3 separate regions of the Mus musculus genome follow, and regions 1 and 3 are each linked to region 2. A link is a loop called in an ENCODE intact Hi-C map of the cell type or tissue named here. Cell type or tissue: left cerebral cortex. All regions are shown on one strand. Each heading gives the region's core, and the rest is flanking DNA. Links, peaks and the distances in the headings are about the cores only.

Region 1 (10,502 bases), core at 1,158-9,157, 51 kb before region 2:
CATGTGTCCTCCACTGGTACTGGTGAGGAAGGGTTGGAGTAGGAACTCAGACACCACCACATCGGAGGCTGGAGAGTGAAAATGCAGGCTCCCCAAATGGCCCGTGCTGGTAGGGGAAGGACTGTGTGTTCTTTTGTGCTAAAACTGGACAATATTGTCTAAAAGTTTTCTGTCCTGCTGGTCTATCCCCTTCCTGACCTGTTTCTTAGAAAGAATAAGTAGATTTTTCTTGGGCCTTTATGAATCTACCCCTCTTCTTTTTCTCCTCTTTGTCTCTTCCACAACTCCACAGTTTTAGGTTGTCAGCTTCTCCAAAAAGCAGTTTGTGATACAAGGCAAAAGAAGAAGTGCCAAGAAATTCTGCTGTGGGTCCCTCAGGTGTCTAAGTCCTTGTCCATCTCATCTTTCTCCACCTGTTAGAACCTTCTTGTGTTTCTCTTCCCAAGATTTCCATCTGAGCTTGAACTGTTAGGGAAAACAGCTACTCTATCTTTCCCTTGCCATTCTTGCACTGGGCACGGATACGGCACGTTGTGGAGCACAGCCCACGGGTCTGTGGCATATAGACAGCAGTACAGAATAGTCAGCTAGAACTGGAATGGCCACTGGTTCTACAGATAGGCTCCTGTGTGGGAACTATGCACTGCTTCCTCTAACTTTGAGAGGACTATACTTCTTTTTTTAAAGATTTATTTATTTATTATCTGTTAGTACACTTTGCTGTGTTCAGACACTCCAGAAGAGGGTGTCAGATCTCATTACGGATGGTTGTGAGCCACCATGTGGTTGCTGGGATTTTGAACTCAGGACCTTCGGAAAAGCAGTCAGTGCTCTTAACCTCTGAGCCATCTCTCCAGCCCACAGGACTATACTTTTTCAATTGAAATAGCAGTGTTCAATTTGTGCACTGCAAACTTGATGAGAGATAACTACAATCATGAATATAAACTGTAACATTAATATTTTTATCTTTATTCCAAGGATGTGTAAGAGCCACTGGCAAATTGAATTTACATTTGTCGCTTGGATTTATTTTTTCCAATTATGAATTACTTATTTATGGTTATCAGAACATTTGATATATGTTATTATAGAGAATCAACAAAATTAAGATGATAATTGATATTTGAGACAAGTCACTTTGTGTTTGAAATGTTTCTTTATATATGTGTTTTGAAAATGCCATACCTACTTGAGAGTGGCTAGAACTAGGTAGAGAGTGGATACAAAAGTGATTTGTAAACTATTAGGTGTTAGGAAATAGTTAGATATAATTGGTATAGTCATTTATATGACCTGTCTATCCCATATTTGTTATGATGGTGTAGTTCAATAAAAATGGCTGTGAAAATAATAGAGTTTTACGTTTTTTTAACTGTTTTCTTAAGCAGTAGTAAACATATGTGTGTGTGTCTTTGTAATAGGCATATTTTTCATTTTTAAAGCATTTGATTTTTTAATCGATGTGATTATATGTGTCTTTGTGAGGATATGCACACATGCCTGTGGGTGCCCACAGAGGTTGGATACATCGGCTCTCCTGGAACTGGAGTTACACATGTAGGTGCCAGGAGCTGAACTCGGGTCCTCTGTAAGAGCGGCACACATTCTCAGCTGCCAAGCCATCTCTCCAGCCCCAAGCTGTTCCTTACTAACGTAACAAACTATATTGATTTTTTTTTAATGTTAAAGAATCCAAGCATGTCTGAGATTTCCCAATGTCATGATTTCCATCATCTCAGGAAGTCTGTATTCTCTGAGTGTCTATGTTCCCTGCTAAATTGGAATTGGTGTGTTTGTAAATTTGTTAATTACCTTTAAGGACTAGTCCTATTTCTGTTGCTTAATTTTTTAAAAGTTTTTCTTAAACTTTTTCTTTTGTCATTGAATTAATTTTCTTTTCCTTTTAGTCTCTGTTTCGCTTACAATTGTGTGCTTTTTGAGATTGCTTCTTTATAGTCTTTCCCTCAGTTCTATTTACAGAGGTTCATCAACTTTATTAGGCCTTTCAAATTAATTTTTGGGGTATTTGGAAAGTTAACTTTGCCAATATTTACTTTACATACAATAAAATTTATCCATCTAGTGTTCAATAAGCTTGAAAAGTTAATGGCAGATACTTACCCAAACCATAGCAATGCCAGAGCGTGGGCTTGCTAGATCACCTGGTAGCTCCATTTTTAATTTTGGAGTAATTTCTATGGAGCTTCTTATTCCTTTACATTTGACTGAGTCTGCCAGTCTAACCATATCACCCTTACTCAACCCAAGAAATCGAATGCCAGTGTAATACTCTCTGCCATAGAGCATTAGCTTATCCATGGTTTCCCCAAAATACCACTTGCTGTCCCCCATCCTGTTTCCAGTCAGTAATGGCATACATTGTGTTCATTTGCCCACCTCTTGTAGTCTCTTTCAGCCCAAATTGGCATTTCTACCTGCTATAATTAGAGTCTCAAGTGTACCCCCAAAAAGCTCCTGTCTAGAAGACTGGGTCTTTAATGCAATGATCAGAGGTCAGACTTTGGGGAAGTGATTAGCTCATGAGGATGCTGACAGGCTAATTCATTGGTGGATTCCCAGTTAAATTGATTGAGGGGATGGGGATAGCCTGGAAGGCAGAGCCTAACTGGAATGGGTCACTCTGGACACAACTCTGAAAGTTAACTGTGCCGGCTAGTTTTTGTGTCAAAAGAGGGTGCACACCTGCATTCCTACTGGGAAGTGGAGATGAGAGAATGCGCCAGAAGTTCATGAGCCAGCTGACCTGGACTAAGCCATATAACAGCAGATATAAGAACCCCACTTTGACAAGGTGGAAGGAGAGACTGGGCTCCCAAAAGCTGTCCTTTGACGTCCACATGCACACCATGGCACGTGCACACCAACACTCACACATCAACACACTTGAACTTCCTTTACATTCACATTAAACATTTGTTGAGATTTACTTTGACTTTAGGTATGTGGATATTTGATCTGTATGTATGTCTGTGCACCACATTTGTACAGTGCCTATGGAGGCCAGAAGAGGGTGTCAGATCCTGTGGAACAGACATTAGCTGCTGCAGTCGTTAGCTGCCACGTGGGTACTGAGAGTCACACCCTGGTCTTCTAGAAGGGTAGCCGGTGCTCTCAATTGTTGAGCCATCTCTCCAGCCCTGCATTTACATTTTAAATGTTTTAAATTAAAATCTAACTACATCACTCTTCCCTTTCCTCCCTCCAACTCTTCCCATGTCCTGTCCCTCCACCCCCTTCCATGTGCCCCTTCTTTCTTGCAAGTGGGCTAGAGAGATGGTCATGGTTAAAAGAACATGCTGGGCGGGCATGGTGGCACACGCCTTTAATCCCAGCACTTGGAAGGCAGAGGCAGGTGTCTGAGTTTGAGGTCAGCCTGGTCTACAAAGTGAGTTCTAGGACAGCCAGGGCTATACAGAGAAACCCTGTCTCGAAAAACCAAAAAAAAAAAAAAAAGACCTTGCTGCTTTTGCAGGGGACACCACCCAGCCATCATTTGGATAGTTCACAATCAACTGTAACTCCAAATTCTGGGGATGCGATGCCCTCTTCTGGTCTCTGCACTGAACTCATGCGCAAAACCATACTCAGACACACACACACACACACACATATATATGTATATATATATATAAAATCTCAATATATATGTCACTCGGCCATAGAGCTACATCCACAGTGCCTCTGAGTGTTCTGTTTTTAACATTCCATTGTTATTCACCTTTAGAAGCCTAGTAGACATTCTCATAACATTGTTCTCAGATACAGCTGTATTTATCTATCAGGGTGTGTTCTGTGATGTCCCCCGTGGAGCATGAAACCTCCCGTAGTTCTGTATCGTGTGTGCTTTATTCTCATAGCCTCTCTGTTATATGTGAATCACTTGTCTTGTACTCCTGGGCCATTATTGATAAAAACAGGGGTTCTCTAAATGCAAGCACTGTGTTACTCTGGGAGTCAGTCATAGTAACTGTGATGGCTAAGTGACTGAGAAGAAGTAGTGTATACAGCATTGATACATTGGACCTAGAGGGGAAGCACGGGCTTCCCCTGGGGAGGATGGAGCAGAAGCCATGACAATTCATCATGCCACTCAGATCATCAAACAACTGGAAACATATGAATTGATTATTTCTGGCACTTCTCATTTAATATTTTCAGATGGTGCTTGAAATTTCAAAATGTGAGACCCACAATGTCTGTACTGTTATAGTATCACCCACCATGCAATTTCAAAATAAAGAACAAAAACCAGGGAAATGGCTTAATGGATAAAGGAATCTACCGCCAAGTCAAATAACACAAATTCAGTACCACACCAACTTGTGGGTGTGTGCCCAAGAGGAGTGAAAACACATTCACAAAAAGATTTCTGTAAGTATGTTACTAGCTCACCGTAATAGCAGCCCAAGCTGGAAGCGTCCCAAATGTTCATCATTAGTATAAAAGAAAACAAACTAGAGTGTTCATGCAGTGGGCCATTAGTCGACAATAAAAGAATGGGCTGTGGATACACAATGAATTTCACAAACATCCTGCTCAGTGGAAGGCACCAGAAGAATGCTACAGGACTTTCAGGGGACCCTTGAAAGGAGGCCAAAGTGATGGATATTAACAGAAAGTAGAAAGGCCTTGGTTGTTAGGGAAGGAATATCTGTGACAGGCACAGCGAGCTTTCTAAGGTCTTTCAAAGAGAAATTAAGAAGCCTCGGGTAAGGCGGTGTGCGCCTGTTATCTTCACACTCGTGATGCAGAAAAAGGATTACAAGTTTAAGGCAAGCCTGTGCTAAAAATGGAGCTCTGTTTCAAAACAAGAATATGAAAATAACAATAACCTAGTAACGGCCCAAGATTGGTTTAATTTGGGGTAATTGGGGCTGCCTACACAGTGATTGGCTCCCTGGGGCTGCCTGCACACTGATTGGCTCCGAGGATGCTCCAGGGGTCTCCAGTCCTATGCGTAAGAACTTCTATGTAGTTCTCAGACTTGTCACCGGGTGGCAGTGTCGACCAGTCTGTCGGACTCCTGCGGCTGCTCCATGGAGATCTTTGCCTCTGCAGCTGCTCAGCTCCACAGGGTCATTGATACCATCGGTCACTTTTAAGTAGACCGAGTTATTCACCGATTGCCTACTGAATCCAGCAGTCTCAGCAGGAAATGACTTATCTGTTTGTCTAGAACACATCTGTGGCTCTGATGTAGGAACCCTAGGGCCCTGTGGAGGACTGAACAATAGCAGAGTTCACAGACACTGCGGTGGCACAAGCTTCCTGACAGTTGGCACGCGTGCAGCACAGAGCCCTGTGGAAGGGTTTGGGAAATCAGGGGGGATCCCCTCTGCAGCCAGCCTGGTCTACAGAAACAGTCCAGTGCCAACCTGGGCAATATAGTGGTTCCCTGATTCATTTTTTTAAAAAATGCTAGAAATGGTCTGGCTGTGAATCTCAATGATGGAGTACTTGCTAAGTAGCTATGTGTTCAAGTCGGACTCCAAAGCAGTGATGGCCACCCACACAAGACTGGCCCACCAGCCTTCCATTGTGAATGGGGGACAGGCTCATGAAGTCCTCGACCTCCCAGAGGAGCTTCAAGTGCTTAATGGCTGCTAGGAGATGGGAAGGCATATCCTTAGTGGTGTGGTTGCTGATAAGGTTGCCCTTCCTCAAGCAACTGCCCCCCACCAGCCATTCATGGATGCAATGCAAGTTCAAAGCCGTGGGGCACGCTCAAGGACAGCAGAGCAAGAAAGAGGGTACCGCTGGGGAGAAGGGAGAAAGGTTAGGAGGAGGGATGGAGGGAGGAATATGATCAAAGTACAGTGTGTGGGGTGTGTGTGTGTGTGTGTGTGAAGAGAGAGAAAGATTATGACAGTCACTTGTGGCTCACACCAGTAGGATATCCTGAAGAGGTAGAGGCAGGAGTATCACAAGTATCAGGACAACTTGGACTGTAAGACAGGACTGGTGAGTTGGCTCAGCAGGTAAAGGCCCTTGCCTCCAAGTCTAACCATGTGAATTCCATCCATCCCAGGAGCTTACATGATAGAAAGAGAGAATCAACTCCTGTTAAGTTTCCTTTACTTGCATGTGTGTAACATGGCATGCCCCCATCAAATATATAAACACTACAACCATTTTTTAAAAGAACTTGTGAAAGGGTAAATCAATTTAAAACAAAGCTGCTTGTCTCCCTGCTCAAACTCACAGGTCCATAGTTCCCCTCCTAGCTGCACTGAAGAGCTCTGGTCTCCATAAGTGATCGCTGGCCTTTGCTGAGAACATACCATGTCCCCTGAACACACCTGATAGCTTTAAGATGTAGGGACTACTGATATCTCAATTTTGAGGCTAAGAAACAGGTAGGTAGGGGCTCTCTGTGTCCAGTGCCAGTGTCAGGACAGCTTGGTCGTGACTGACAGGGGCGCAGCCAGGACAGAAAAATCTGAGATGCTCCAGGCTGAGGTGCTCCTGGCTTACCTGCTGGGAAAACAAGTGATACATAACTGCCCTCACAGTGTTGTGGGGTCCATTCCTAAAACCTCTGGAGAAGGCTCCAGTTCCACACCCCTCTGTCTTAGTGCTACCCAGGACAGCCAGAGCAACACAAGACCCTTTCAAACTCATCAACAAGACTGCCTCCACGTGAGCTGAAGAAGGACACCAATAGACAGGCCAAAGAGACTGGGGGGTAGACCGAGAGGCCTCGGTCCTGCACAAAGAGTTACAGGCAACTAAGGAACACTGAGCTTGGGAGAGTCTTCCCCAAGGAAGAGCATGCCGGTCGGTTATCCAGTACCAAGTCAGCCCTGAACACATGCATACAAGTAGCATTATACCGACCGAGCAGGTTATATTTAGGAATATATGTGTGTATACATATGTGCATGCAATAACAATTAATGAAAAAGAGAGGCCATGAATTGGAAAGATGGCAAGGAGGTTTTAGAAGAAGGAAAGGGAAGAGAGAGATGATGTTATTATATTATAATCTTGAAATGAAAAAAAATCAAGCAAACCCTAAAAGCAGAACGTGATTCTCCCACGTGCGTTCTTAGCACAGCTTCAAACCCTGATCCTGTGAACAGCCCTGCTGTGGGTTGCTCATCCTTTGTATTTAAGGGATCAGAGCTTCGGAAGCTTCCCCTGTCCTCCCGTGCTTTCAGCCGGGAGTGGCTGCATCATGATTAAAGGAAGGTGTGCGCGTGGAATGGCCTGCTGATTCTTGGCAAAATGAACCTGGACTTATTTTTAGTTCTCTAATCCTTGCTTGCCTTATTATGTGGGAAGTCCTGTTCCCTGACAGACTAATTGTCTTTGAAAGACGCCCTTTCCCAAGGGGTGACTCCAGTCACATTTTTGGCTTTACCCCTGCCACCCTCACTTTGTCCAGGGGTTGTTAAAAGACTCCAAATTATAGCTCTTTGGTTTAGCTTTGTAAACATACATGCGCACACGTGTGTGTGCGCACACACACACACACATACACACTCCTTCACACACGCATACACATACTCTCTCATACACATATACTCTTACACACACATAAACACACATACTCACTTTATCTTGTAGAAAACTATGGGAGGGCATTTGGGTCAGGGGACAGCATGCACTTGCAGAGGGGAAGAGGCGTGAAAGACTGGGGTGTACTGGGGACAGGGACAGCCTCAGTGTGGCTGCTACTGGTGACAGACTGGGAGGTTTGCCAGCCTGCGGAGAAACCTAGAATGCCTTCCACCAAGAGTCCAGAGTCTAGGGATGCTTCAAGAACTACTTAGCTCCAGGCCTTACTCAGCCAGATTTATATGCTCTTGGGTCAGGGTCGTGGCTGATGCTGGCAGATGAGAGGAAGGAACAGGTTTCTCCACTGCTGTCCCAGCTCTAGAGGTAGATTGACAGAGACAAGTGAATAGTAAGGAAGCCTGCAGATGTGATATAAGTTGCTTCATGACACCAGAGCCTTTAAAAGGAAATGAAGAGCCAACAAAGTTGGTATGTGGGACTCAGCAGTGAGGAGCTCTTACTTACTGCTCCTGCAGAGGACCTGGGTTCAGTTCCCAGCACCTGTATAGTAGTAGCAAAGAGAGGGGCTCACAACTGCCTGTAACTCCAGTTCCAGAGGGTCTGACGCCCTCTTGTGACTTCTGCAGACTACCCCATGCATGTGGTGCACACTCATACACATACACTCAGGCACATACACTTTTTTTTTTTTTTGACTTTTCAGGATAGGGTTTCTCTGTGTAGCCCTTGCAGTCTTGGAACTATCTCTGTAGACCAGGCTGGCCTTGAACTCACAGAGATTCTCTTGCCTCTGCCTCCCAGATGCTGGGATTAAAGGGCATGTACCACCACCACCCAGCTATAAATATTTTTTACAAGAACATGTTTTGTATGATATAACATTGAACAGTGTGAAGCAGGTTGTGGAAAAGAGACTAAGTTAGTGGGGCAGGAAGAGTATGGCTAAAGGAGGATGCGCAGAATTCAACAAAGTCATCTGTAGAGAATTCTCTCGGCCAGGACTACTCCTTAAAGTGTGTTCCTTTCTTCCTGGCATGAAGAAAGCACCTTCCTCTCAGGGGTTTTAAATCTGCCATCTTGAGGAACAGAGAGAAAGTGTGCCTTGTGTGCTTCTGCTATTCCTTAAACTGTCCTTGAGAGGATCCTCCCACCCCACCCCCACTCCCATCGCCCCTCCCCCATCAAAGCGGCATGCTGTGTGGGTGGCATGCTCTACCACCCTTCCCAAGGACTGAGGGTGTTTGGTGTCCGTGGGTAATTCTGCTGAGACCCTGGGATCCAGTTGGCAGAGACATTGCTAGTCTATAATAACATGCAGCTTTAGGGACCCCACAGGACTAGGGAGCTAGGACTCATTATTATTGTCTGGCTGAGGTTTGTATCCCAACGCCCCATTACTGAAAGATTGGTTTCTAGTGTGATCTGGTTAAGAGGTAATGAGATTTTTCAAGGGGTGGGGCTCAGTGGGAGGTCATTACCAGCTGATTCCCACTGGAGTTTCCAAACTCAACTACTATGCGATCATGCTCACAAGCATCTTCCCCAGGACTCTATCAGCCGTGATGTCACACAGCCAAAGTGTCCTCACCAGAGTCAGTGATGTGCTGGTTAGATTGTTGACCTCCAAAACTGTGAACTAAAAGACTCTTGTTAAGAACTCGGCTTCAGATAGCTCATTACAGTAATGGAATAATAAGGACTTCACTCTTGCTTTGCTACGCTTTAGCCAGAGAGTGCACTTTTCATTTCCACCAAAAGACTGTTCTCCAGTGCTGGTCATGAAGTCTCAACCCAGCTGTAAGAGGCTGTAACTGCTTACCTTCCCAGCGCATGGGAGGGAGAGAAGAACAAAATGGGGTCTGGGGCTTGACTACAGTGGTCACCAGATCTTTGGAAGATAATTATTTTTATTGTTTTTTTTTAAATTTTTATTATTGTTGTTCTTGATGTGTGTATGAAGTGTGCGAATGTGGCTGTGCACATGGCTCAAAGGACAACTTTTGGGAGATAGTTCTCTCCTTCCATCCTGTTGAGGCAGAGTCCCTTTTACCTCTGCTGTGTCGCTTCCTCCATGCTGGGGGCTTGTCTCCATCTCCAGTCTTGCATAGGAGTAGTGGGATTACAGATGTGTGTCACCACATCTGGATTTATACCTATACTCCATATTTCTAATTCAGGTTGCCTGGGCTTGTGTGACCAATGCTTTTAACTCACTGAGCCACCTTCCCAGCCCAGACCTTTAAAAAAAATTAACAAATAATTTTTTATGGTGCTGGGCATAGAACCCAAGGTCTTCTGTGTGTTGTGTAAGTACTCTACTAGTGGATCTCTTGGGTTTTTCTGTTGTTGTTGTTTTGTTTTGTTTTGTTTTGTTTTGTTTTTTCGTGACAAGGTTTCTCTGTGTAGCCCTGGCTGTCCTGAAACTCACTCTGTAGACCAGGCTGGCCTCGAACTCAGAAATCTACCTGCCTCTGCCTCCCAAGTGCTGGGATTTAAAGGCATGCACCACCACACCTGGCTTGGTGGTTTTTTTGTTTTTGTTTTTGTTTTTTTGTTTTTTTTTTTTTTTGAGACAATATCTTAGTTAAGGTTACCATTGCTATGATGAAACACCATCACCAAAAAGCAACTTAGAAACGGTTTGTCTGGCTTACATACTCAGATTCACAGTTCACGGAGGGAAGCCAAGGCAGGAGATGATGCAGAGGCCATGGAGGGTGCTGCTTACTAGCTTGCTCCCCATGCTTGCTTAGCCTGTTTTCTTATAGCACTTGGTCAGCCCATGGGAAGCACCCCCCACAATGGGCTGGGCCCTCCCACATCAATCACTGATTAAGAAAATGCTCCCCAGCCTACCCACAGCCCAGGCTTATGGAACATTTTGTCAATTGAGATTCCCTCCTCTCCGATGACTTTATCTTGTGTCAAGATGGCATAAAACTTGTCTGCGCAGACAG
Region 2 (10,502 bases), core at 870-8,869:
CTCTGCTCCTGCCTCCCTCACAATGGGATGGGCCCAGGCCACAGGCTTGACTCTTCTGAGGGACTATGGGCAGGATCCCTTTTCTCTGCTCTTCTTTCTCTTCAGAGATCTCTGCTACCTCAGGAAGGGAAAATGTCACAACCCTTGCCTCGAGGGGCTCAAACTGAGAGTTCTGGCCATTCTGCCAGGTAGAGGAAGCCAGTGCAGGTATCTAGATATCACCCTGACTCTCTACCAGGGAGAAAAATGGCACTAGGCCCCCTTAGCCCAGGGCGTTCATAAACAATTACTTCGGGAGATTGTAGATCTGGTTAATGGACTCCAACACCCACCTTCTGAAATCTCTCCAGGGACCAGGATCCATAAACAGCCAGTTTGGAAGCCTGTGATTAAGATTATCTGGTTTGGAGTCAGAATGCCACACCACTGTGTATCGTGTCCCCACACTCTTCGGGGACTTAGTTTCCTTACCTGTAAAAAAGATGGTGTGACCCACCTCACAGGAGTGTGTCAAGACAGTGTGTAACACGCACTTCTGGGTCTCAGTCTACCCTGGGGGATTACAGGGTCTGTCACACCTGCCTAGGGTTTGAGACAAAATCTACTGGTGTCAGCACTGTGAGTGGGAGTAGGGTGAAGGTGGGCTTCTAATGAAGCGCCCCTGCTAATGGCATTGAAGCTCTGAGGTCCATCTCAGCTTCTGCTCCCACCTTTCCCCACCCCAACATTCAGAGTCTTCAGCAATGAATTCATGAGATAACGAAGGACCAGCTGCCCGACCCACCCTACCCCTACCCCTTGACCAATATACAGATTTTATCCATCAAAGCCATTCCTTTCCTGAATGAGATGCTTAAAAATGTAGAAGGTGCCTCTGACTCAGCCAGGGCAGGGTGTGTGGGAGCATGTGCCTGTGTGTATGTATGCATGTGTACACACAGGTGTGTTCAAGTATGCAAGTGTGTATGCACAATACGTGTAGGGAGATGCCTCCTTCCCCATCCCTGGCATCCCTTCCCTCCACACCAATGTTCCTCACTACCAAGTGAACCCTGGAGAAGGGAAAGGCAGGGGTTGTTACTGGAGCATATGAGGTGACAACTGAGAGCCAGACATGCCTGTTCCATTGATGTGCTGGTGGACACAGGACACAGATGAAGCAAACCAGATGCCTAGAGGGCTGTCATGGCTGACTGCAGCCTGCCCAGCCAGGAGCTACCCTGCCACCACTAGGGACTAATGATGGCAGACAGTTTGATTGACAGGACTGAAGCCAGCATTGCCATAGGCAAACAAACCTCTCTGCTCTGATTGTTCCACAGTGGCTCCAGGCTGACCTTTTCCGATTCACACCTACTCAAATTTAGGCCCCACTGTCTCTCAACACCCCCCACCCCACTCCGTTCCCCTAATTAGCTGGCCAGATGGCCACGGGGCAGGCTGCTTTAGGTGGTCACAGAGATTTGCATTCACTGTCAGGCTCGCTTCCAGTCAAGGCCATGCAAGGCCCTTACTGGGAGAAAGGAAGCGCACTTACCTCAAGATATCACCTCTCTCTTCTCTAGGCTTCAGTGAGTTCTCTCAGGAGCTATTCAGCTGTGTCAGCCAGGCTGGTGGGGGGCTGTGGGGGAGAGAAAGAGCTTAAGACGAACAAGTCTGGGCTCACTTATGGCCTTGCTTTCCTAGGACGCTTCTTCTGGGGCCCCGCCCTATGCCAGAGCCTGAGTGCAGGACAGAAAGAAACCATGAGGGATGGGGGGGACCTCAAGGCTCAAGGGGTGGGGCTGAAGGGGGTCTTCCAGCCAGCACTGCTGCAGCTCGCAGAGCAGGTTCCTGGGAGGGTTAGGACTGGCCTCACCCAGGATATCAGAGTGGCCGATAGGACCTTCTGGAGGTCCCTCCCGTGAGCCTGAGCTTATGAATCCTCCCTCCATTCCTCTGCAGGAAGCCGTGAAGGCATCAGATGGCAACCTCCTGGGAGATCCTGGGCGCATACCACTGAGCAAGAGGGAAAGCATCAAGTGGCAAAGGCCACGGTTCACCCGCCAGGCCCTGATGCGTTGCTGCTTAATCAAGTGGATCCTGTCCAGTGCTGCCCCACAAGGCTCAGGTAGGACAAGAGTGACCGGGGGCAGAGAGATCACGCTGAGCTCTGTCTTCTCTGAGGCCACCTTGGGCCATACTGCCTCCACCTCTGTTGGGAAACATGTCTTCATTCATTCACATTCTCCCTTCGCTAATACCAGAGCTCTAGTACAGGACATGGGGACAGCAGACCAGAACCGTACACAGGTTTTCCAGAGAGAGCCTGGGAGAGAGAGGCAGGCTGGAGGTTGAGGAGGCAGGCTGTACCTCACCCAGCACTCACTGGCAGAGCTATCTTGAACATCTATGAATCCTTTCTAAGTCCTCCATAGAAAAGGGCCCTGGACCTACCCACAGGGCAGATCTAGTACCTCCGGGTTCTTGCCCCATGTACCCAGAGACTGAGGCTGGCATTCTGGGGTGTTCATGGCATGGGAGTGAGGCTAGCACCAATAACTGTGCTGTGCTTCTTCACAGCTATCTGGGGTGTTTACGAGGAATGGTAGCACAGAAAATGCAGAGATAACCTCACAGAGCCCCTGCAGTCTCTCTCTCTCTCTCTCATGCACATACTCACACCTTTGCACATGAGTGTGCATACACACACATGTACATATGCCATGCATGTGGAAGTGCAATCCCATGCCAGCATCCCAGGATCAGTTGCAAGATCTCTGCCTATATCACATATGTTTTTTGATGGCATAGAGGCTTGTATGAGAATCCATCACCAGGAAGAGGTACACGCTTAGCCGGAAGAGATGCTTTGTGTGTTTTCGTAAGCCACACAGTCTTGCTGTGTGATCTCCAGGGAGCCTTAGTCTCCTTGACAGACAATGGGTACAGTCAGTGTTCCTAGACTCCTGGGTTAGCCAGTATTCCTGAATGGAGGAGAGAGAGCAAGCACAGGGGCCTGAGCATGTGTGTACATGAAGGGACAAGGTTGCTGCATCCTAAGACCTCATCTTTATTGGCAAAGCCTATTCTGACTTGCTCTTAGCTGGATTCCATTCCACCAACGGAACTGACCCACCCCTGACTTTTGTCTCTGAACCTTTCCCGTGGAAGCACTAACACATGTGGGGCACCTTCCTGGGCCCCCGCTGTTCTAATGTCTTGCAGGTGGCAGAACATGTGTGGTTTGCACTCACGTGAAAATGTTTCCCATTGTCCACCAGAGTGGGCTCCAAGAGCTGTAGCACTCTGGTGTGGCCTCTAAGTGTGTCCACAGGACTCAGCTCCAACCAAGGTGGCTCAACTTTCTGTCCCCTTCCAACTCAGAGTCCCACCTCCCCCATATCTGTCATCTTGAGTTTCCCTGAACAGATAGAATATGGCAGCTATAGTCCAGGCCTCTGTTCTCCTCTATAATTGCCACTCTGACCCACAAGGCACTGGGCAATGGTGGCTCTGGCTGGGACTATACACCTCTGATGGCAATGTCATGGTGCACTGGGTGCACTGAGTCCAAGAGAAAGCAGGGTGTGTTCACATCCCATTCAGGGTGGCTTCTTAGAAGCCAGAGCCCTTTCCTAGTCACTCCCTTCAGAAGTACACAGTACAGGGTAAGGCCAGGAGAGTACCCAGCAGCCCAGCCCAGCCTGTATTTGCATGGATGGACATGTTTATCAAAAGTTACCAAACACTGAGAGGAGGTATGGCTGATGGGAAGCAAGCCACTTTAAGCTGTGTGAATCAGAAGCTGCAGCCCACCTCCAGGGACTCCAGAGAATCAGGAGTGAAGATCCCATATTCCCTGATTCCCTGGGGTGAGCTCCTGAGCTTCAGCAACTCAGTCGGAACACGTCCATCTATGTCCCCCAAGGAGGACTCCGTTGGTGTGGCCACACTGGCAATTTTGTGTGCATGTGAAATGCCACACTGTGGTTGATGCGTCTGCTTCTCAGGCTCTGGGTGCACAGAACAATAAGCGCCATTCAGGGGATCTCCATCACATGTCCCGAGAGGCCTGCCACGGTATCCTGAGCACTGGGTGCCTGTTCAGTCCAGCAGCCCAGACACTGCCCTTGTTGGGGTTTTTCCATTCAGCCCCAGAATCAGAAAAACAGGTATCTGGGATTGCTGAAAGTATAGGTCAAGGCCCAGCATGGCGTCCCCAAGACTTGAGTGAGTCGGGATCTCAACACAGAATGGGCAAGACTCAGGGACCTCAAGGTGGGGTTGCAAGAACTGGTCCAGCTGTGGCTGTGCCCTGGGAGGTAGCAGGGGGCCAGTAGCAGGGTCTTTAAGATGCACAGGTCCGGATGGTGGGGGCAAGGCAGGCAGCTTGACTCCCCACCCAGAAACAGCCATTCTCAGCCCAGGACCCTAGGAACATCTCAGTGTGCCAGAGCTGTGACTCTGGCCTTCTCTGTGGGTGGCCCTTCCTGGCAGAGTGCCTTCTGAAGGAGGCGTGGTTTCAGCTGAAGCCACCGACTGGACAGACTTGCTTCTCAAGTCTGCCTCTCCTGGAAGTCAGAGAGATTTGGGTTTCTTTAATTATCTAAGTTAGAATAAAATCCTTCCAAAATGGCTTGGGGTCCTGAGTTAAGCAAAAAACTGAGACCCTGGGTGTGGGGAAAGTCACAGAAACTCTAGAGGAACAGGGAACCACAGTGTGACAAAGCCTACATCCCAGCTGTCACACTACGCAGCTTCTGAGTCACACAACCCCACCATTCATGGAACCAAGGCTGTGCTCCCCGCCCTCCGGAAGTGTGGACTCACAGGTTCATCAGCCATTCAAGTCACAGGCTCAGTTCAGATTCAAGAAAGGACTTATGGACTCCCTGAACCTCAGGCTGCAGCGTGGAGTGGCCATCTTTAATCCAATCCAAAGAGTTCTCAACAGTGCAAACCAAACCTTCACTCTTTAGAGGTCTACACTGTCTGTGGTCTTGCCTAGGAAGCGACCGTAATCCCCATTGAGGAGTGTTATTAGGAGCCCCAGAGACACCACTGAGCTGAAACACTGTCCTTGCCACTCTGTAAGCTACCCCCAGGACCAGTCTATGACCTACCTGGCTCTTATCAGCTGGCCCTTTCTAATTGATAAGAGCAGCCCAAAGGGGCCAGGTGACCATCTTAGGCTTTAGGGCAATAGCCCCTTGGACGTCTCCCCTTGGAGCTTCTACCTCTAGAGTCTCAATTCTCTCAAATGGAGACAAGAAAAGCACTGAGTAGGTAGAGTGCTTGAAGGACCACCTGCTGGATTCATCTGACCCCTGGGTCACCTTCTGAACAGAGAGGTAGATCGTGTTAGTACTGTGACCTGTGTATGGTCGTGACTGAATCCATCTTATAGCTGCTTCCAACCTTTCCCTGTCTTTAGTAGGCATCTCTACTGTCCCAGTGGTGCCAGGAGTTGGGAGAGGGGGAAAAAACAGGATGTGGAACAAGCTCTTTGATTAATGACAGTGACGAATGTGACCTCTGAGTGTGGTATGCAGAGCAACGGGAGTGCTGGAGGGTCTGAAACCAGGGGCTCATCAAGAGTGGCCCTTGTCTGCCATTGAAGGCTACAGCTGAGCTTGTCTGCCACCTGCTGGCTAACTGTGCACATGACAACATGCGGTCAGGGTAGCCAAGAAGGGGAGGCGCCTGAATGCTGAGTAACAATGTAAGTCAAATAGGATAAATGGTACTTTGTTTATGGGCAGGTGCTGCCATGGCTAGGAAGAGAGGCCACCTGGCTGCTGGGCTGTCAGGCACCTGCCCAGCCCTGGCACCCTCTCAAAAGCCATTAGAAAGGATGCATGCCCCAGTAGGTCCTTCTCCGACTATGTCCCCTTCCACCTCCCTGACACCTGACCCCATGGTTAACCATAGTCCATGATCAATGGGAAAGGTTTCCTCCGGCCACCGCTCCTCCCGGGCAGCGTAAGAAGCACCCGTAGAGAACATTCTCCTCTCCGTGCCACAAGGATGGGGAAGATGTCCCTTCCCACCGCCCTTGCCACACGGCTTGGTGTCACCTTTCCTGCCACCCTGTCAGTCACATGTGATTTCCCTCAGACAGAAATTCAGTGTGGTCGAAAGGGAGGCAGAAGCATCAAGGGCTGAGCTGCCTGCCTACCTGTCCACCCCACACCCTGGCTTAGGTCTCACCCACATCAGCACACCTGATGATAGAGACACACACACAACCCTCTAGGCCTGAGGCCAGCAATAGATTCCCAGTTCCTGGGGAGGGGTAGCTCAGGGCCCACAGCTACCCAGCACCTACAGACTTCAATCTATCTCCACAAATAGCTCAGTAGCCTGCAACTAGCTGTGTGCAGAGGGAAAGAGACTATTGCCAAAAAAGCATGTTTTCTGGAAACTCTTGTCGGGACCTGCATGGACCCAGAAGGTGTCACAACTTGCCTTAGACACATTTGCTACGGTTGCTGCAAACACTGGGTTAATAGACACAAGGCCTGAGCTGCCTGCTGGCCCTGCTGCACAGCCTTTGTGTGTGCTCAGTAAATAGCTCAGAGCAGCAGACGTGGCCAGGTACACAGCAAGTGTCACCAAATCCTGCAGTTTCTTCACCTGGCAGAGTGTGCAACCCACACGAGTTCACTTCTGCTTTAGAGGAGGCGGTTTGACTTGCCTACCTCTGTATGGAACAGAAGCCCTGAGCAACAGTGGCTGCATTTGAGTTAGGAAGTGATTGCAAAATATCTCAAACTCTGCTCTTTGGCCTGTTCCTTCTCAGTTGCAAAGTGGTTACTTCCGCTCTAGCCGTTCTGGGATCGTCCTAGGCAAAAGAAAGGGAAAGACACCTGGGAGGAGAAAGTTCGGCCAATGGTGTCAGTAGAGCAAGGTGAGCACAGAAAGTTCTAGAAGGCTGTTTACATTTCACTAGCCAGAACTAAGCCAAGTTGACTGCAAGGAACACGGGAGAATGGCACTGTTTTTCTGTTTTGCTTCGTATGTTCCAGGTTGGCCTCAAACTTGCAATGCCGCTGGGGCTGACCTTGAACTTCTGATCCTTTTGTCTCCAATCCCTGCATAGCGGGATTAAGGTGTTGGCCACAAGTTTTTGCTGAGGGTTGAACCAAGGGCTTCTTGCATGTCAGGTGAGCATTCTACTAAGTCAGCTGCACCCCTAGCCCTAGAATAGCGGCTTCTTACTGAACATATCCCTCCCTCTGACAAACCCTGATGTCTACAAGTAAACGCAGAGAGGGGACTGGGTGCCTCGTTGGTGACCAGAGGACCTCAGCAAGCTGTCTGGCATTTACCAAGTGTGCAGTAAAGGGAGTGGGGAGTCTGGTTCCTGCTCCAGCATGCTCTTGGCTGTTCCCTCTCCTCATGAGAGAGACCACTTCCTCTCTCTGTTTGCTACTTCTCAGACACGCAGGGAGGATGGGGCTCTAGGTAATAAGTAGAAGCCAGGAGTCAAGAGGAGGCCAAAGGCTGGGGCAGGGTGGGAACAGGCTGTGGAAAGTCCCTGGGCCTGTGAGGTTCACACCCTGAGCGGCAAGTCGCACTGGGTGCCACCTCCTCCCGAGGTGCCAGAGCAATGCTCACCCCCATCTGGGCTTTTTACAGCTGCTGACACTTATTTGGGGGAACAGTGAGCTCCTGGGTCCTGGAGGTTGAGGAGATAAATGCAGGTACCAGGCAGGCTCAGGGAGACAAAGCAGATCCTGGACTGAGGGGCTGTTCAGTCTCTGGCACTTTCCTAAGAGCAGGAGAGAGTGAAACAGGCCAAGAGATAGACTAAGAGAGACACCGAGAGAGAGAGAGAGAGAGAGAGAGAGAGAGAGAGAGAGAGAGAGAGAGAGAGATTTGAAAGAGAAACAAGCTAGAAGCAGGTGTGGAGAGGGCAAGCCCTCCCTGAAGAAGGGTGCTGAGCCTAGGTTTGGAAAGGCCACCAGAGAACCAGGACCCGGGCAGCACCATGTCTGAGTGTGGCAAGGGCTGCTACCCAAGACTGCAGGAGTGTCAGCATGGCTGTAAGAAGCACCTGGGAGACATCATCAGCTTCTTCTTCCGCTTCATCTCAGGGAACCTGGCTCGAGGTGAGGGCTGCCTGGCTGGGACAGGGATACCAGGTGCCGGAAGATGTCATTTGGGGATGGGGACTGTAGCTCCTCCTTTTGGGGATAAAGGCTCTGTGCCTTGTACATTCCCATAGGGACCCCTTACTCTCAGAAAGCTAAGCCAAGATTCCCAGACTCATAAGCCTGGAAAGAGATGGGTGGCCAGGATCCTGATCTCCATAGTGGATATAGACCCAAGCCCTCCTAACTGCTCTAGAAAGCCCTCCCTGCCTGGCACATGTGGGCCCCCCTATCCTCACTGAACCCCAGCTCCCTCCCTCCCCGAGAAGTCCTCTTCCATCAGAGCCAATATGGACCTATTGTGCCATGCAGAGGAGAGAGAGGAAATAAGGGGGGCAGTGTGTATTGAGACTGTGTATAGAGGATATTTGTCAATGACAGCCTTCTTAAAGTCTTCAGAAGTCCACTCACCGGGAAGACTTGACAGGAGGCCTAGATCCGGCCTGGAAGTGGGAGGAGGGGCGCGTCACAGAAGGCTGTGTCTTTGTTGCTTCTCTGCCTCTCATCCAAGCTTGGCAGGGCCTGCTGGCTGGCAGGGGCACTTCCTACCCAGAAGGGAAGGGAATCTTGCAGATGGGGATCTGAGAACTGGGGTGTGAAGAGCTTCAGACCTTGAAGCTCAGGACCCCCCCCCCCCGGGCTCTTTTTTCCTATTCTCTTATTGGAGGAAAAGGACCTAGCTAGGCTAAGGCAGTCACATGATTCCCCATAGAGACATAATTAAATCCATAAAACAAAGATGGACCTTCTCATAGGCGTGTGACACACAAAGCAGCCTTCTGCTTCAGGGAGCTGTCATTGACCCAGAGGGGTGACATGCTAAGCAGTGAGCAAGCCAGACTGAAGCTGTCAACCTCACACTTTGGGGTGGAGCCTGTTGTGCCCAGTGTGGGGTGTCCACAAAAAGAAGAGCCAGGCATACTTAAGAGCTGTCAGGTTAGCAAATAGCACATCGTTGTTGTTGTTGTTGTTGTTGTTGTTGCTGTTGCTGTTGTTGTTGTTGTTGTTGGTGGTGGTGGTGGTGGTGGTGGTGGTGGTGGTGGATGTATGCTCAGCTTGTGACTTGGGTGTAATGACCAGAGGACAGCTCTTTGGAGTCTGTTCCCTCCTTCCACCTCCATATGAATGATACACAAGAATAAAACTCAGGAAGCCAGACTCATTTGGCAAGTGCCTTTCTTTACTGGTGGAGACACTCCGCCAGCCCATAAAGAACATTTATAGGAAGAAATGCCCATTTCCAAATCTGTAGGAAAAAAAAATAACAGCATAAACCATCAGAGTGATGAGAAAATGGTAAGACAGGAGTGAGAAGAACTTGGAAGATGAGCCTGGCTCTCTTTCCCCAGGTGCACAAGGACTCTGTAGGGCATGCTCTCTGGCTCCAGAGAGGTAGCAGGTATCCAGGCCATGTCCATGAACAACCAGGGAAGTCACAGCCGTTGCCTTGACCCTCTGCTAGACCCCTCACCCTGGTCTCACATCCCCAAGTTCCCCTCAGGTCACCTCAGGCTTAGATGGGGAGGAAAGAGATCAGCTTTTCCCAAGATACTCTTCTAGGCTGTAAGGAGGACACAGAGCAAGGCTACCTCCCTGGTTCCTTAGTGTGACCTACAGAGTCATACCTTTGTGCTGCCCTTTGGACTTCTGCTGAAACTCACAGGGAAAGATACAAAGAGCCCAGAGAGTGAGAGATGAGCCCTGTGTACGGACTCTCATCTCAGAGCTCCTCAAGGCAAGGTAGGGGCAGAACAGAGGCCAGGGAGGGCTGTCAGCTAAAGCAACAGCTGTCTACCCCTGTCCTAGAACCCATCTGACCTGAATTGTCCAAGTATCATTCTGATGCCCTAAATATACGCCCCACACAGATAGATGCAAGTGCATACCCAGGTTCCACTGAACTCCTAATTGAGGATGCCAGCCAAATGGCAAAGCTGATTCCAATCAGAAGAAAACTCAGGGAGAGCTTGGGACACACAGGGCACAAGCAAGATGGCTCAGTTATACACAAATGATGGGGAAAAGGCCAGGGACTACAACAGACCACTCATGAGGGCATCTTCTCTACCACAGAAAAGAAATTTCTAAAATGCCTTTTAGAAATGTGCATCTGGGTACCAGTCATAGCAACACCCAGTTCTCCCTGGCAAGTCAGGTGATTCTGAGGGCAGACTGGATGGCTTCATTTGCACAGTTTGTAAACAGAGCCCCATCTGCCAGGCCATGCTCCAGCCTCTCACCGCATCCATTTCTTCATCTGTAAGATGAAATGGATATAAAAATGAGGTCATAGAGATGATCGTATCGGGTGTGTGTGAAAGGAGTCACTCCATGCACGGCTTTCTGCTTTCACCTTGTTGAGCG
Region 3 (10,502 bases), core at 1,486-9,485, 160 kb before region 2:
ACTGTTTAGATGGTCAACTTGATCCTGACTCAACTTTGGTACCTTGTATCTGTCCAGAAATTTGTCCATTTCGTCCAGGTTTTCCAGTTTTGTTGAGTATAACCTTTTGTAGAAGGATCTGATGGTGTTTTGGATTTCTTCAGGATCTGTTGTTATGTCTCCCTTTTCATTTCTGATTTTGTTAATTAGGATTTTGTCCCTGTGCCCTTTAGTAAGTCTAGCTAAGGGTTTATCTATCTTGTTGATTTTCTCAAAGAACCAACTCCTCGTTTGGTTAATTCTTTGAATAGTTCTTCTTGTTTCCACTTGGTTGATTTCACCCCTGAGTTTGATTATTTCCTGCCGTCTACTCCTCTTGGGTGAATTTGCTTCCTTTTTTTCTAGAGCTTTTAGATGTGTTGTCAAGCTGCTAGTATGTGCTCTCTCCCGTTTCTTCTTGGAGGCACTCAGAGCTATGAGTTTCCCTCTTAGAAATGCTTTCATTGTGTCCCAAAGGTTTGGGTACGTTGTGGCTTCATTTTCATTAAACTCTAAAAGTCTTTAATTTCTTTCTTTATTCCTTCCTTGATCAAGGTATCATTGAGAAGAGTGTTGTTCAGTTTCCATGTGAATGTTGGCTTTCCATTATTTATGTTGTTATTGAAGATCAGTCTTAGGCCATGGTGGTCTGATAGGATACATGGGACAATTTCAATATTTTTGTATCTGTTGAGGCCTGTTTTGTGGCCAATTATATGGTCAATTTTGGAGAAGGTCCCGTGAGGTGCTGAGAAGAAGGTATATCCTTTTGTTTTAGGATAAAATGTTCTGTAGATATCTGTTAGGTCCATTTGTTTCATAACTTCTGTTAGTTTCACTGTGTCCCTGTTTAGTTTCTGTTTCCACGATCTGTCCCTTGATGAAAGTGGTGTGTTGAAGTCTCCCACTATTATTGTGTGAGGTGCAATGTGTGCTTTGAGCTTTACTAAAATGTCTTTAATGAATGTGGCTGCCCTTGCATTTGGAGCGTAGATATTCAGAATTGAGAGTTCCTCTTGGAGGATTTTACCTTTGATGAGTATGAAGTGTCCCTCCTTGTCTTTTTTGATAACTTTGGGTTGGAAGTCGATTTTATCCGATATTAGAATGGCTACTCCAGCTTGTTTCTTCAGACCATTTGCTTGGAAAATTGTTTTCCAGCCTTTCACTCTGAGGTAGTGTCTGTCTTTTTCCCTGAGATGGGTTTCCTGTAAGCAGCAGAATGTTGGGTCCTGTTTGTGTAGCCAGTCTGTTAGTCTATGTCTTTTTATTGGGGAATTGAGTCCATTGACATTAAGAGATATTAAGGAAAAGTAATTGTTGCTTCCTTTTATTTTTGTTGTTAGAGTTGGCATTCTGTTATTGTGGCTGTCTTCTTTTTGGTTTGTTGAGGGATTACTTTCTTGTTTGTTCTAGGGCGTGATTTCCGTCCTTGTATTGCTTCTTTTCTGTTATTATCCTTTGAAGGGCTGGATTCGTGGAAAGATATTGTGTGAATTTGGTTTTGTCGTGGAATACTTTGGTTTCTCCATCTATGGTAATTGAGAGTTTGGCCGGGTATAGTAGCCTGGGCTGGCATTTGTGCTCTCTTAGTGTCTGTATAACATCTGTCCAGGCTCTTCTGGCTTTCATAGTCTCTGGTGAAAAGTCTGGTGTAATTCTGATAGGCCTTCCTTTATATGTTACTTGACCTTTCTCCCTTACTGCTTTTAATATTCTATCTTTATTTAGTGCATTTGTTGTTCTGATTATTATGTGTCGGGAGGAATTTCTTTTCTGGTCCAGTCTATTTGGAGTTCTGTAGGCTTCTTGTATGATCATGGGCATCTCTTTCTTTATGTTTGGGAAGTTTTCTTCAATTATTTTGTTGAAGATGTTTGCTGGTCCTTTGAGTTGAAAATCTTCATTCTCATCCACTCCTATTATGCCTAGGTTTGGTCTTCTCATTGTGTCCTGGATTTCCTGGATGTTTTGAGTTAGGATCCTTTTGCATTTTGTATTTTCTTTGACTGTTGTGTCGATGTTCTCTATGAAATCTTCTGCACCTGAGATTCTCTCTTCCATTTCTTGTATTCTGTTGCTGATGCTCGCATCTATGGTTCCAGATCTCTTTCCTAGGGTTTCTATCTCCAGCGTTGCCTCGCTTTGGGTTTTCTTTACTGTGTCTACTTCCCTTTTTAGTTCTAGTATGGTTTTGTTCATTTCCATTACCTGTTTGGATGTGTTTTCCTGTTTTTCTTTAAGGACTTCTACCTGTTTGGCTGTGTTTTCCTGCTTTTCTTTAAGGGCCTGTAACTCTTTAGCAGTGCTCTCCTGTAATTCTTTAAGTGACTTATGAAAGTCCTTCTTGATGTCCTCTATCATCATCATGAAAAATGCTTTTAAATCTGGGTCTAGATTTTCGGTTGTGTTGGGGTGCCCAGGACTAGGTGGAGTGGGAGTGCTGCATTCTGATGATGGTGAGTGGTCTTGATTTCTGTTAGTAGGATTCTTACGTTTGCCTTTCGCCATCTGGTAATCTCTGAAGCTAGCTGTTATAGTTGTCTCTGTTAAGAGCTTGTACTTCAGGTGACTCTCTTAGCCTCTATAAGCAGACCTGGGAGGGTAGCACTCTCCTTGGTTTCAGTGGGTAGAGTATTCTCTGCAGGAAAGCTCTCTTCTTGCAGGGAAGGTACCCAGATATCTGGTGTTCGAACCGGACTCCTGGCAGAAGTTGTGTTCCACTCACTAGAGGTCTTAGGATCCCGTGGGGAATCCTGTGTGGGTCCTTGCGGGTGTCAGGCAACTCTGCTGGCCAGGAAGCCCGGGGCTCGAGTGGAGCGGAAGGGGCTTTTGCCCCGGGTCAGGCCCGGGCAGTCTGCTTCCCTATGTACCGCAGTCTCAGGTTCCGCGCGATTGGATTGGGGCCGGCGCTGTGTTCCACTCACCAGAGGTCTTAGGATCCCGTGGGGAATCCTGTGTGGGCCCTTGCGGGTGTCAGGCAACTCCGCTGGCAAGGAAGCCCGGGGCTCGAGTGGAGCGGAAGGGGCTTTTGCCCCGGGTCAGGCCCGGGCAGTCTCGAAGCTCTTTCTTAATAAACTATAACTCCACTTCAAAAAACCCCAAGGATTATCTTAGCTATTTTGGATCCTTTGCATTTCCATGTGACTTTTGCTTCAACCTAAAATATATGATTACATCACACATAACCATGGGGAATTTGGTAGAGATTTTGTTATTCTGTAGATAGATCTTGAGAAATTTTGCCTTTTTAGAAGTAGAGCAGCTATGGATCTCGTTCTATCTACCAAAGAAATCTTTATTTTGTTTAAGATTTTTATCTCTTAGTTGATTGTGGTACATGCGCATGCACACACACACACACACACACACACACACAAGCATGTGAGTCCTGGGAATCAAGTTTGGGTCCTTAGGCTTGGCTGTAAGCACTTTTTCCTCACTGGTTCCAGAAGAACATCTTTGGAGAGTGAAAAGAGGAATTTCGTTGTACCTCAACATAAAGCTTAATCCACCTGTGTGAGCTGAGCCTGGGGTAGTCACAACATTTGGGAGACCGAGGCAGGAGGATCAAGACTTCAGAGCCAACCTCATCTACAAAGAAGACTCTGATTAAAAAAATAAATAAGAAAACACACGGGTGCAGGCAGAAAAGTAGACCAGAAGAGAGTGTCCCATCCCTTGGGGCTGCAGTTTAGCAGCTTGACTGTAGGTGCTGGGACTCGAACTCAGGACCTCTGCAAGAACAGTACATGCTCTTTATCCATGAGCCATCTCTCCAGCTTCCTCTCTCTCTCTCTCTCTCTCTCTCTCTCTCTCTCTCTCTCTCAGAGTAAGGCATCCCCACTTGCAGCCTGCTGACCTGGGTGGTTTGTCCCTGTCTGAGATCCTGCCTGCTGCAGGACTGGATGGATGTGAGCAACACACCTTTCTTTCTCCCATTCTCACAGAGCCCCCACCTCTATGGTACAGGAGGCAGGATTGACAGAGATGGCTGTAAACCTGAGATGGGGTGAGGGTGGGGATGGGGGCAGGCACTCCTTGGTCTCAGAGGCTCCAGCTGGCAAGCATAACTTGCTCTTTGGTGTTTTGGACTCCTTTAGGCCATGAATGGCTATAACCCTCTTGTCTTAACAAGTAAGAATTGAGCATTTAGGCACCAAGCAGGGTGTCCCACTGTCTTCTCATGGCCACTGCTCCTACCCTATTCCACATACAAGAGGGCATTGGATCCTTTGAAGCTGGAGTCATTGGTGCTTGGACCCAAATCCCCACCACTACCCATCTCTAAGAACAGCAAGAGATCCTAACCACTGAACCATTTCCCCAGCCACCAACAGCTTGCTTTCGTACAACTCTTGCTCTCTGTTTAAAACTATACCTCATGTCTGGACCCTGAAGACAGATTGGGGGACACTGGACCTCTGCATTTGCTTTCCCAGGGATGTACATTGAATAATCTCTTTTCTCTACTTTGTAACTATTTCTTATCTCTGTGATTGGCATACTGGGGACAGGTAGGCAAGAAACTTCCAGAAGCCCAGGTTTTGACCCTAAACTCCATTAACAATGGTGTCTTTTAGAGGACAATGGCCTGTCCCACCTTACACTTTACTTTTGACATGAAGTAACTCCCAACAGCAAACCAAAGATGATCAGAGTTCTCTAGGGGCTGTTCTGGTAAGGCTGACCTGAGTTAGGTATGGCCAGGACCTCCAGACAGTCGGGAGGCAGGAGGGCAGGGCTCATTTTATGTCCTCGGGGGAGAAGTCAGAAGGTAGCCAGCTTTAAGAGAACAGCTCTCTTAGTTGATGTGGTGTATACTCTTTTAATCCCAGCCCTTGAGAGTCAGATGCAGGAGGAACTGTGAATTTAAGGCTAACCTGGTCTATATAGTGAGTTTCAGGCAAGCCAGGGCTACAATAGTGAAACCCTGTCTCGAAAACAAAAACAAAACAAAACAACAAAAGGGTTCATCTCTGAGAAGCTATCTCTTCATTCTCTTCAGAAGAGATTGCTGTTGGAAAAGCCTGCTTGTCAGTTGACAGAGGGACATCTAACAATGAGTTTCTAACAAGGAGAGGAGCTGGCGTGGGGCATTAGTAGTAACTTAAAGGTTTTCTTAGCTAATAGAATTGTCAGTCCCAGAAGCAGGGACTGGGTTTGAGCCTTTCAAGGAAGGCAGTAGAGTTTGACTGGCTTCCTGCTCAAAAAGCAGACAACATGATACCACCCCTGCTATCTCATATTCCTCCTCCTAAGCAGACAGTCACAGAACCCTGGGCCATCTACCTACAGGATTATCCTATCCTAAGCCAAGCCAAGCAGAAGCAGCTGCTTACCCAATGGAGAAGGCTGTGTTAGATGCGCAAAACTGAACCTAAAGAGCTGAGAGGTTCTCTTCATTCTCTGTCTCTAGGCCTAGGGAAGTGTTTGTCCCCAAAAGATGCTTATGTCAGCCCACAAGAGGTCAGAGACCTTCATATGTTGAAACTCAGTGTCATCTGAGAATTTTGTCTCAGACCTGAATTCTTCCAGCCCATGTTCATTCCTAAGCCCTAAGAACATAAATGCCTTCTGGGGGTCTGGAAAGTCCCATGTGGGGTTTCAGATAGAAAGCAGTTCCAGAACTAGTTCCAAAGTCCGTTGGGAGGAGCATAAAGATATAAGTCCAGGCAATAAAGGGAGTCTCAGAATTCCCCCTACAGAAGGTACAGGTTGGGGAGAGAAGACTTTAAGAGAATTCCCCCCAAGTTCCTGAGAGACTGCATCAGAGCCAGAGGCTGGGATGCAGTTCGTGCTGGGTCTTTATTGTCTCTAAGAAAGAAAGAAAGAAGTTGAACATAAGGAATTTCAGGTAATTTTCCTTCCAGATTGAATGAAAGTGTTATATTTCAAACTGCCACTAGGGGGCACAGGTTTTCCTTTATTCAGGCAATACTGAGGCCTCAAAGTGTTCTAAAAGAAGAGCAGGCAGAGATGGGTAGTGGCACACACCTTGAATCCCAGCACTCAGGAGGCAGAGGCAGGTGGATCTCTGTGAGTTTGAGGCCAGCCTGAACTACAGAGTGAGTTCCAGGACAGCCAAGGTTACACAGAAAAACCCTGTCAGCCAAAAAAAAAAAAAAGGAGGGAGGGAGGGAAGGAAAAGAAAGCCATATGGCCCAGTGTTCAGATCCTCAGCATCTACACAAAGAGCTCTATACCACAGAGATATCTGTGTCTACTACTGTACCATTCACAGTTGCAAAAAGATGGAACCAGCCCCAACACCCATCAACAGAGAAGCAGATAATGAAAATGTGCCATATGTACAAAACAGAATTTTACTTAGCTGTCAAGAAAAAGAAAATTACGAAATCTGTAAGCAAATGGTTGCAACTAGAAAGAATTATCAAGTGACCCTGTCTCGTTCTCTCTCCTACGTGAATTCTAATTTTTAATGTGTGTATGTGTGTAATAAGAGATGTAGACTAACTGGGCAGTGGTGGCACACGCCTTTAATCCCAGCACTCAGGAGGCAGAGGCAGGCGGATTTCTGAGTTCAAGGTCAGCCTGGTCTACAGAGTGAGTTCCAGGACAAGCAGGGCTACACAGAGAAACCCTGTCTGGAAAGAGAGAGAGAGAGAGAGAGAGAGAGAGAGAGAGAGAGAGAGAGAGAAGTATGAAAGTAGTTAGTTAGGGGACCATGAGAGGGAAAGGCAAAGGTCACATGTGATAAGAGAAGCAAAAGGAGGTTACTGAGGTGTGGTGCATGGGGTACAGGGAGGGTGTGGTGCATGGTGGTACAGGGAAGGTGTGGTGCATGGGGGTACAGGGAGGGTGTGGTGCATGGGGTACAGGGAGGGTGTGGTGCATGGGGATGCAGAGAGGATGTGGAAGGTATGGGAAGAGAAACAACAAAACAAATCAGGTTTGAAAACACAGTTATGAAACTTAACTCTTGTAACCCAGTAAACAAGTTTTTAACTAAGAAACAAAACCAAATGTTTGTCTTCAGTGTTTGCGACTTCAACAGTTCTAATCCAGAGATGCATCCTGTAGGATTTCTGTTCATATGGAGTTGGGTTTCCTGTGTAGAAGAAAACAGAAGGTAAACATGGTTTCTCCAGGTGGCATATCTGGATACCCCTCCAGGAATGCCCTCTTAGAGTGGGCCTAGCATCTGCCTCAACAGATACAGCTATGAAAGCAGAGATAGGATTATAGTGTCACAGCTTTGAGACCCTGACAGTGGGCATGAGTCCTCCTCCCTCTTCTTCTTTATAGTTCTGGGGATTGAACCCAGGACCTCGTGAATGCTGGCAAATGCCCTACCTCTACGATCCTTTTTGAGACATGGTCTTGCTAAGTTGACCATGAAGGCCTTGAACCCCTGATCCTTCCACCTCATGTGCTGAGTATCTGGTATTATAGGCATGAGCCATTAGCTGCCTTGACAGATCCAGCTTGCTGGCATTTTGAGCCTGGTGTGCCTGGCAGCTGCTCTCATTCCAAGCTTAAAATAAAAAGGGTTCTGCCTCTTGTCTATCCAATGGCTTTGTTGTGTCCTCTATCAAAAGATACTTTAAGCTCAATAAGACAATAGGGACTGTAGGTGGGATGGTGTGACTGTGACCGCTGACTTGCAGGGTGCCACTGGGGACTACTCTTAGCTCTTAACTGGGCCCAGACCACTGTGATGGTCCTGGGAAAAGACTCCAGCTTCCACTATAGCCTGTTTGTCAGCTCCTAGTTTGGCCAATGATTTCTGAGTCACCAGCGTGGGCATATCCAAAGTGAGCAGAACTGATCAATTATGCTCATTAGACAGCTTGGGGAGGGTGGGCCGCTCAGGGCCACTCACAAGGCACTTTCTGAGCCTGGCATTCTGGGATGCTTCTAAGTTAGCGCTTCTGTGGCTATCGGGGGCAGAACCCTGGCTCATTCCAGGAGTCCCACTAGAAGAAGATATTGTCATCCTGGATGGTAGAGAAGTGGTACCTGGTTTTGTCATTATGATTATGCATGAGAGATGGCAGCCTACTGTGGCCTTTCTTTCTGTCCTCAGTCAAGGTGTGACTGTCCCTGCAGAGACCAGAACAAGAGCTTCCACTAGTCAAAGGAGAAAGAATAGAAATGGCTTCAGGCCCGGAGGAACCTCCTAGATTGAGCAGGGAAGCTGGTGTGTGGGTGACAGCCAGGATGTCCTGTAACAGGGGCTTTGTCCATGCACGAGGTCAAAGTGCACAAACACATGATGACATATGACTCTGTGCTGGCTGGTTTTGTGTGCCAACCTGACATAAGCTGCAGTTAGCACAGAGAAAGGAGCCTCCCTTGAGGAGATGCCTCCTTGAGATCCAGCTGTAAGGCATTTTCTCAATTAGTGACCAGGGGATGGGGGATGGCCTAGACTATTGTGGGTGGTGCCATCCCTGGGCTGGTTGTCCTAGGTTCTATAAGAAAGCAAGCTGAGCAAGCCAGGGGAAGTAACATCCCTCCATGGCTTCTGCATCAGCTCCTGCCTCCTGATTTGCTTGAGTTCCAGCCCTGACTTCCTTTGGTGATGGACAGCAATGTGGAAGTGTAAGCTGAATAAACCCTTTCCTCCCCAACTTTTATCTTGGTCATGATGTTTGTGCAGGAATAGAAACCCTGACTAAGAGTCCCAGGGTGCATGAACGCTGTTAATGCTAAGGTCGTTGCCCACATTTTTATATGTGTATATATATATATACACATGGCATGTAGGAATGGTATATATGTGTACATGCAGGTGTACAAGTGTGTGCCCATGCATGCAGTGACAGAGGCCTAAAAAGTCACCCTCCTCCCAGTGTCATTTTCTGTTGTTCTCCACTTCACTCTTTGAAACAGTGTCTCTCTTTATCCCTGGAGCTTACTTTCTCAGCCAGCCTGGCCTGTAAGGCCACCCTCAGGATGTGCCTGCCTCTGCACCCTGCTCCAAAGCACTAGGGTTACACCATACGCTGCCACTTTTACATGGATGCTGGACATAGACACTTCATTTCAAGCACTTTACCCTCCAAGCCATGTCCCCACATCTTGGGGTTTACTGTGCCAGACACAAAGGGTACTCAACACGTTTTATCTTGTTAACCCACTAATGGCCTGTGGGAGACGTATTATTATTGTTATTATAGACAAAAGACACTGAAACAGAGACATTAAGTAATTTGTATAAGCAGTGAATTAATGGCCGCCAGAGTCTTGGGTGCATTCTGTCACCTGAGGGAGCCTGAGTGACTCTTAATAAATGAGTATCTGTTTTGGACTCAACGTGAAAGACGACAAGGGCAGTGGCCAAGAGAAAACAGTGGGACGCCCTGCTTGGTGCCTAAATGCTCAATTCTTACTTGTGGGGAGAAGGAATAAGGCAAGAGGTTTATAGCCATGCATGGCCTAAAGGAGTCCAAAAAACCAAAGAGCAAGGTGTGCTTGCCAGCTGGAGCCTCTGAGACCAAGGAGTTCCTGCCCCCATCCTCACCCTCACCCCATCTCAGGTTTACAGCCATCTCTGTCAATCCTGTCTCCTGTACCATAGAGGTGGGGGCTCTGTGAGAATGGGAGAAAGAAAGGTGTGTTGCTCACATCCATCCAGTCCTGCAGCAGGCAAGAACTCTCAGGCAGAGAGAGAGAGAGAGAGAGAGAGAGAGAGAGAGAGAGAGAGAGAGACAGACAGACAGACAGACAGACACGGACACAGACACAGTCACAGTCACAGTCACACACACAGACACAGACACAGACACAGACACAGACACAGACACAGACACAGACACAGACACAGACACAGACACAGACACAGACACAGACAGACACAGACACAGACACAGACACACACAGACACAGACACAGACACACACACAGACACAGACACAGACACAGACACAGACACAGACACAGACACAGACACAGACACAGACACAGACACAGACAGACACAGACACAGACACAGACACACACAGACACAGACACAGACACAGACACAGACACAGACACAGACACAGACACAGACACAGACACAGACACAGACACAGACACAGACACAGACACAGAGAGAGGAGACAGAGAGATCGAGGAGGGCCAAATAGCCCCTTTTATAGCAAGCCAAACTTACCTGACTATTATCATGATTATTATCATTATTATTATAAGTGTTGGGCAGAGCCTAGAAGGAATGCTAACATTTCTCCATTTTGGTTTAATTTAAAAAGAGGAAAGTAGAACGAGGCAATGGTGAAGCAGGAATAGGGCCTTCATGATCTTTAGGTGCTTCCTTCTGACTTTGGGGTATCTGGGGAGCCTAAGAAGATGGGGATGGGATGTTGGTCTAGCCTTAGGAGAGTCAGCTGTTTCCTTGCTGTCAGGGTCTGTGGAACCATCCCTGGGTAGGAAGGAGCAGGTCCAGTAGAAGCCGCTGTGTCTGTGAGGACAGATTGGAGCATCTGTGGGTTGCTCCTCCGGAGCTGTCCTGGATG

What was found. A loop is a pair of places that touch in the nucleus more often than their neighbours do. Peaks named below come from ENCODE experiments on the same cell type or tissue, not always from the same donor. Only the 100,000 strongest peaks of a DNase experiment are listed, where the experiment ranks them.
Region 1: a loop joins it to region 2, with 7 times the contacts of the local background. A loop is called at or near these places in 31 of 42 quality-filtered maps.
Region 3: it touches region 2 in a loop (20-fold over the local background); 4 of 42 quality-filtered maps call a loop at or near these places.

What each region holds. Positions count from the first base shown.
Region 1 is chr2:127,554,032-127,564,533 of GRCm38, reverse strand. No RefSeq gene overlaps it. Among named protein-coding and RNA genes, the nearest start is that of Prom2, 18 kb to the right of the region's middle. In left cerebral cortex, for the core only: a CTCF peak has its summit at 5,017 (motif pointing right); a DNase peak (open chromatin) is centred at 4,998; H3K4me3 peaks cover 355 bases.
Region 2 is chr2:127,502,437-127,512,938 of GRCm38, reverse strand. It overlaps Kcnip3 (Kv channel interacting protein 3, calsenilin), which reads left to right. Exons shown (of 9, transcript NM_019789.4): 2 at 1,945-2,110. It overlaps Gm35478 (a long non-coding RNA gene), which reads right to left and starts at 8,760. Exons shown (of 4, transcript XR_003953902.1): 1 at 8,550-8,760; 2 at 1,538-1,621. In left cerebral cortex, for the core only: CTCF peaks have their summits at 4,563 and 5,647 (motif pointing left); DNase peaks (open chromatin) are centred at 4,737, 5,639, 7,491, 8,612 and 2 more places; H3K27ac peaks cover 1,907 bases.
Region 3 is chr2:127,663,496-127,673,997 of GRCm38, reverse strand. No RefSeq gene overlaps it. Among named protein-coding and RNA genes, the nearest start is that of Gm22889, 8.9 kb to the left of the region's middle. In left cerebral cortex, for the core only: a CTCF peak has its summit at 5,917 (motif pointing right); a DNase peak (open chromatin) is centred at 5,931.